Regions from separate parts of the Homo sapiens genome. Here region 2 is linked to region 1. The links are chromatin contacts, found by Hi-C or POLR2A ChIA-PET in ENCODE. All regions are on one chromosome and are shown on one strand. The core of a region is the stretch at or near the end of the contact, and the rest is flanking DNA. Distances in the headings are between cores, read along the strand shown. Region 1 holds the start of SRSF7 (serine and arginine rich splicing factor 7). Region 2 holds the start of PPM1B-DT (PPM1B divergent transcript).

Evidence for each region. Hi-C counts contacts between places; a loop is a spot of excess contacts on that map. ChIA-PET counts read pairs that join two places held with the same protein, here RNA polymerase II (POLR2A). Pooled maps may share reads with other maps.
Region 2: a map of CD8-positive, alpha-beta T cell shows a loop between it and region 1 (18-fold over the local background). The contact joins the promoter of PPM1B-DT here to the promoter of SRSF7 in region 1. A Hi-C loop is called at or near these places in 2 of 168 maps with a recorded cell type or tissue (CD8-positive, alpha-beta T cell and naive thymus-derived CD4-positive, alpha-beta T cell) and 8 of 50 pooled maps. POLR2A ChIA-PET finds 5 or more read pairs at or near these places in 1 of 52 experiments (CD4-positive, alpha-beta T cell).

What each region holds. Positions count from the first base shown.
Region 1 is chr2:38,749,493-38,752,980 of GRCh38, reverse strand. It overlaps SRSF7 (serine and arginine rich splicing factor 7), which reads left to right and starts at 1,620. Exons shown (of 8, transcript NM_001031684.3): 1 at 1,620-1,752; 2 at 2,787-2,967; 3 at 3,276-3,452. The coding sequence starts at 1,725. RefSeq lists an enhancer at 1,116-1,175 and silencers at 2,036-2,135, 2,346-2,535.
Region 2 is chr2:44,167,117-44,170,604 of GRCh38, reverse strand. PPM1B-DT (PPM1B divergent transcript) reads left to right here and starts at 1,813. Exons shown (of 2, transcript XR_940034.3): 1 at 1,813-3,307. It overlaps PPM1B (protein phosphatase, Mg2+/Mn2+ dependent 1B), which reads right to left and starts at 1,730. Exons shown (of 6, transcript NM_002706.6): 1 at 1,331-1,730. RefSeq lists silencers at 1,170-1,379, 1,700-2,029.

The DNA.
Region 1 (3,488 bases), core at 371-2,870:
TTCTCCTGCCTCAGCCTCCGGAGTAGCTGGGACTACAGGCACACGCCACCACGCCAGGCTAATTTTTTGTATTTTAGTAGGGACAGGGTTTTACTGTGTTGCCCAGGCTGGTCTCAAACTCCTGAGCTCAGGCAATCCGCCCGCCTCGGCCTCCCAAAGTGCTGGCATTACAGGCGTGAGCCACTGCGCCTGGCCCCTATATAGTCTTTATAATTATTGTTTAATTCTTTTGAGAAGAACCTATAGATCTTTATAATTATTGTTTCTTTTGAGAAGAACCTTGTTAAGAAAAAAATCACCAAGACTAAGGGAGAACACATATACTCTACAGAGCTTCTATTTTCTTCTTAGAGATCTTCCTGAGAGAGATTAATTCTCTCCATAACTTAATCAACGTAAAAAATATGCATAAAATCATAGCATGACCTGGAAAGAATCCATGCTTTATTCACCAACTAGGCCTGCTTTCCCTGTACTCTCCATTCCACACCTATACTCACCAAATGAAGTTGCAAAAGACGAAAAAGATAAAAATGCAAATACCTAAATGTCTTTTTTTATGTACATTTCCAACTTTTGTGTATTCCAAGAATTTACGATGTAATGTCTATGTTTCTAGCAAAAAAGAACTTTTTCTCTATTTGTAGTTGGTGTCTAGAGCAATTCTAATGTAAAGAAGTTTTGCATTTATTTGGTACTGTTGAGTGGCTGAGCAGCAAGGCTGCTATTTCCACTGAGTGGAGATACACAAAGATGACTTAGGAGTCCCAGTCCTCAGGATCGGAGTATTGGTGGATCACACGTGTTACAAAGCAGAAAGCATTAGGAAAAGCAAATCAGTTACTTTGAGCTTCAGATGCAAATAATTTCCAAATTGTCACTGGCCAAAATGCTTTAAACATTCAGGGTTTTGTCACAATTTCAATATAAAGGGGGGAGGGGGGAGCGGGACCCCACAGCTCTATTCCTTTGTCTTTCAGACTCCAAGAACTCAGACCGTGGTGGTGCAAACTGGTGACTGGTTCAAAAGAAGTTGGAGGGGGCGTGTAGGACAGGAGGCTTTACCACCAGTCCCAGGGTGCGTCAAGGTCTATGGTGTAAAAACCACTACTCAGAATGGCGGGGTTCATGGACTTTTCACCATGGCCAAACCTTCGATTACCTCTGATGAGCCCCAAAGATCAGAGTAGCTGACTAGGCCAGGTCCCCCAGCAGAAGGGCGCGACGGCTGCAACATCAGCGGTTAAATTGTACAGCCTTTCATAGGCCGGTCTAATGCATCCGTACTAAGATTGTTAAGGCTGAGGGTCCCTAGCCTGGGGAAAAACGAAAGGAGGCAGAGGGTAGGGAGACGGGAAAGAAGACAAGGAGGGTGTAGAAAACGGGGAGAGGAGGGGGCGGGACAGCATGGGGAAGGCCTCAGGTTTACTGGAGAGATCGTGGCGTTCCCATAGAAACGTATCCCTCCGCCCATGACCCGCGTGTTAGTCTCTTCAGTTCCTTCCGCGTCGTTTCTTGGCTGTTTCCGCCCAGCTCCTTTGTGCCGCGCAGAACAACGAGATGACGCATGCGCAAAGCGCAGCGGCCGCATATATAAACGCGAACCCGGGCTCTTCCTCGTAGTGCCGCCGGGACTCTTGGCGGGTGAAGGTGTGTGTCAGCTTTTGCGTCACTCGAGCCCTGGGCGCTGCTTGCTAAAGAGCCGAGCACGCGGGTCTGTCATCATGTCGCGTTACGGGCGGTACGGAGGAGGTAAGAAGCTGGAGTCCGGTGAGGGACGTTGGTGTGGGTGTAGTGAGCACTGCGAGGCCGTAGGGTTGTCGCGGAGGTTGGGAGACGGTTATTCCGCGTGCGTAATGGCGGCTTAGGAGCACGCCAGACGAAGCCGGAGGCAGCGGAGGCGGGGTGCTGAAGGGAGACGGGATGGCGGGTGTACATCTCTGCCGAGTTCCGTACTCTTGGGCATTTTTGTGGCCCAATCCAGCCTAAAGCAGGGTTGAGATGACGGTTTTCGCGTTGCCTTTCTCGGAGCTGCCCGCCGGCCCCCCTCCCCCCCCGCCCTCGGCGGCGGCTGCCATTTTGCGCACATTGAGGACCGTGGTGGCGCATTTCCTCAGCGCTTTCCCGCCACTTCAGCGGACAGATCTGGCCGCAGCTGTAAGATCGTGGTTGTGTTTGAGATAGAACGAAATTGGCAGCTGTGAGCTGCATGTTCTCGTCAAACAATCGGTTAAATTGCGGAATGGGAATGGGGACGTAATCTGCGACTGGCGGCTGGGTTTTTTTTAGTTATTTCCAGCGCGGTTTATGGCTCTGGGGCGGGGAGCTGGAGTCTTGGGCGAGCCTGTGCCTGGGACGTTTGCCGCGGAGGACGAGAGCCGGCGCAGCCCTGCTCTCCTGGCCCGGCCCCTACCGAGGCCCTCCCGCCGCCGACGCCGCTGCCGCTGCGGGCCCGCGCGCTCCCGGTGCGCCCGGGGCTGCCGGGACTCATGGGTGGGGCCGGGCCAGGTTCCGCCCCACGCCTCGGTGTATCCTACCACGCGTTTCTGCTTGTGTTCGGGAGGGTCACCCCGCATTATTTAGAACGTTAAGAATTTTGTCAAAAGTCTAGTTTCTCAGGGATTTGCGGACTTTCACCAGTTTTACGACTAAGTTTTGTCTTGGATAGAGGGCATTAAATGTGCTTTACCCAATCTTGAGGATGGCCCGTTTTAAGGCAAATAAGTAATTGAAACTTGGGCCAGATTTTGCGTAACGTGCATTCTTCTATTTGCGTTTTTAAACAGAAACCAAGGTGTATGTTGGTAACCTGGGAACTGGCGCTGGCAAAGGAGAGTTAGAAAGGGCTTTCAGTTATTATGGTCCTTTAAGAACTGTATGGATTGCGAGAAATCCTCCAGGATTTGCCTTTGTGGAATTCGAAGATCCTAGAGATGCAGAAGATGCAGTACGAGGACTGGATGGAAAGTAAGTAAGATGTTATGAATCTTCTGTTCATTAAAATATACTGTGGCTAGATAATGAACTTAGTGCTAAATTTGGATTCTGAAGTCTGGAAGAGACCTTAAATAGCTGGTCATAGTGTTAAATGCTAAAGGCACACGAAGGTTAAAGAAGATAGCGGAGATGGAGTTAGGGCTTGGTAAAGACCGCCAAAGTTTGTTGGGGGGGAAGGAGTGGTTGGAAAGAGTGAGTGGTTGGAAAGAGTTCTTTTTAAATCTATAAGTCCTGAATATATTTTTAACTTTAGAATTTTGTTAATTTGCTTTTATTAGGGTGATTTGTGGCTCCCGAGTGAGGGTTGAACTATCGACAGGCATGCCTCGGAGATCACGTTTTGATAGACCACCTGCCCGACGTCCCTTTGATCCAAATGATAGATGCTATGAGTGTGGCGAAAAGGGACATTATGCTTATGATTGTCATCGTTACAGCCGGCGAAGAAGAAGCAGGTATTTATTTTAATAAAGGAATGGTTGGTATTCTAG
Region 2 (3,488 bases), core at 564-3,063, 5.4 Mb before region 1:
GCATGTTTCTCCATCTCCTAGAACATACTGTGACTTACACTGTCTACTCTGAACAATTTACCACTTCTTCATCCATGCAGTAGCTCAAATAAAGACAGTTCCTGTGTTAATCCCACAGTAAGCCTCAGTAATTCTCACATCACCGTAGTTGTAAACGTTTGTTAACAGAAAAAGAATGTTTTTCCTAAAATAGCTACATAACACTAAGACTACTCAAATTCCTAAATAATCCTTTTACAACATGCCTGCCAACTTTATTTTGATACATTAAACATGTGGAGCCTATTTTAAAAGCTCTTTAACTGTGACTATCAAAACAACTTCCCAGTTATTAACGTCTCTTTTTAAAAAAGTTTTCAAGTTGTTCTTAGAAGAAATTGAATATTGATGAATTTGGGCTGCTATCAAACGCCTAAGAAGCACTTTTTTTGCCGAATAAGATGGGCAAACGTCCCAGATCTGCTAAATCTGATATGAGAGGTCATGCAAGTTTAAAAAATGAAGAAATAACTATTTCCAACACTCACTGAGTCCTTCATTTAAAAAATTATTTTCGGTGTTATTTTCACACTTTACGTTTAATAATACAATTTTTTCAAGGTTGTTAGGCTTAAACTATGAAAAACTGATTTACCACATATGGCTAGTCAGTCTATACTCTTAATGGGGCTCCGGTAGATTTGGGGTACTGACAATAAGTGGCAGTTTCAATTAAGAACTTCACTGTTAGGAATGACATCCGAAAAGGATGGTGCTAGGGAAGACAGGCAAGAGATGCCGGGGTACGAAGAAAAGAGAAACACACAATTTAAAGCCACTAAGGAGGGAAGGCGAGGGTAGAACGCATAGACAGCAGAGAAAGACGATTTAACAAGGAAGTGAAGTGGAGCGCAGAGTAGGGCAGAAGCTGATGAGGAAACGAATGGTAAAAGATAGTGTTTTCAAACAGGGCATGCACCAGGAAGAGAAGCGCCAAGGCTTGGGGTAGCCCCAGTGCTTTCGTGTGAAAGAGATGCTTGCAGACTGAAGCGGAGGGAAGAGAGAATCAGTCAGCTTCCAGGCGTTCCAGCAAACTCCCATTCTCTCCCTGCGCCTCTCCCAGACCTCAGCCCAGCGGAGGCGGCGGCCGGGGAAGGGGCCTATACCCGAGAGCCAGGCCCGGCGTTCCCCTGCCTAGGCTCCGCGGCAGCAGGGAAAGCAGCGAGGATTCGGAAGGACAGAGGCCCCGGCCGCGGCTCGGCAGCACCGCGAAAACCTGCCCAGGGCCCGGGGCCTCGGCGGCGCGGCCGGTCAGCCGCTTCCCCTCCGGCGGGGTGCCGGGCGGCCTTACCTGAGGCAAGGGAGGGAGAAGATGTCTAGGGCGCCTCGCTCGCGCCCGCCGCGGTACTCAGCCCAAGTTTCCAACGGAGGCGCGACCCTGACTCAGCCGCCGCTTCCCCCTCGGGGTCTCGACCGCCGCCTCCGGGGCTGTTTACACCGCCCGGCCCCTCACGCCGCCGCCGCCGCCGATGCCGCCTTCTCTCCACCCTAGCGCCGTTGCCGATTCGGCCGCCGCCACCTCCTCCGCCGCAGCCTCGTCTCTCTGGAGCATCTTCCAACCACCGAACCCTGAGAATCAGAGACTCCAGCCGCGCCGGCAGGAAACTCCCCCGCAACTGCTAGGGGAACGAGGCCGTCAGAGCACCGGCGGCTTTTCCGCCATTGAGCAGAAGCCGCTCGGCTCCTTTTGCAACCCCCTCCCCGCACCCTAGTCCTTCCCCGCCCCTCAGGGTGCCCCGCCTCCAGCTGCCACCCACTGGGATGCCGCGCGCCCTCTCACGGCCCCCGGTTTGCTGGGAGTCTTGTCAATCACCGCTCCCCCTCCCCGTGCTGCTCCCTCGGCACCTCCGTACTTCGTTTACCCCGCCCACCCGGCCCCGCCTCTGGGTTTCTAATTTCCCATTGGGCATCAGTGGCTACTTTCAATAGGCAAGGTCAGCTGTCCATCAAACACCGCCCACTAAGTGAGACCCAACCCTTTATTACCATTTACTTTATTCGGCCCCGCCTCCGCTAGGTCCTACCTCCCGAACGTCAGGGACCAGCCCCCGCTACCAGCCATAAGTAGAGCCCTCCGTCAATCAAATAACGCCCACCTGCGCTCCTCCTAGCAAAGCCCCGGCCCCAGCGATTGTCTTTTCTTATTGGTCCAACTCGTGATCCGAACCCCCAGTCACTGGCTTTCTTGCGGGTCAGTCACTGAGCCAATTTCCAAGTCCGTCACACCGGCTTTTTTCAAATGAACGCGCAAAAGGCGGGGAAGTATCTGGAAAGCGATTGGTTCGTCCTAGAAAACGGTCAAACCCGGAGAGTCTGTACGGATCCTTTCCGTTCTGTGAGGACCGTGCCCCCTTGTATTTGACCTCTAAGCCTCGCGTAAAAGAAGCGCCATAAGGGACCAACGAGCAGTCCAGCTATAGGTGTGGACGCCTGGTCCCACCCGGAATTGCAGGGGCTTGGCTACTGATTGGCTAAGAAAGTCCTCCTAGGCCCTCATTGGAGGATCTAAACGCCTCTCTTCGGCGTGGAGACGGGAAGGGACGACTCAGACGAGGACAAGAAGTGGGCAGGGGAGAGGCGGTTGTTTTGCTTCAGCCGCGGGTGGGGCGCAGGCGAGAGTGGGAAACTGGGAAGGCCGGGCTCTGGGGAGGTGTTGCGGGGAGGGGAAAGGCCCGGATGTTCCCTAACAATGAAATCATCGCCGACCTATCAGAGCCGCCGAGCTGGGATACCTGCCTGACCTGTACCCCGGAGGGAGAAGAGTGGGCGGGAAATTGGGGTGTCGGAAGAACCTGGAAAGCAACGTGAGAAAGTGGGACAGGTGTTCCCTTCAGGAGGATTTTGTGCTATTAGAGATTATTTTTATACCAGCCCTTGACATTTCCGTATTTTGTTTCTCAGTCGGCATTGATATTAAAACTCCCAGCCTAGTCTCTTGACATGGACTTGTTCATTTCGCAGTTATTGAGCGCCTACTGTTTGCCAGGTACTGTATGTAGAACTGGAGATACAAAAATAAATTAGGCAATCGCAGTACAAGATGATAGGTACTACAATTGAAACATGCACAAGGGCTGGTGACGACATAAAGGGTCTTCCTTGTGCATAGGTTTACCAAGAAAGGCTTCACAAAGACACAGGATGAGTCAAGAATGAATGATAGGGGTTTAACAGGCCGATGGGGAAAGTGGACATGACTCCTCCAGCTATCAAATTAGACGATGCTGCCATGTTAATTCTCCAAACGAGAAACAAAAGTGTAATAGAGGTATTCTAATACTTACCTTAGGATATATATATATATATATATTTTTTTTTTAATCCGAATGTCCTAAAAGAACTTAAACCTATTTCCTACTTTGGTGTAAAATGGTTTGGGCAGACAATTTAAGCTTAGACCCAACAGAGTGCTATTCAGGTTAGGGGCTGTCAATGTTTTATAGAAAAGG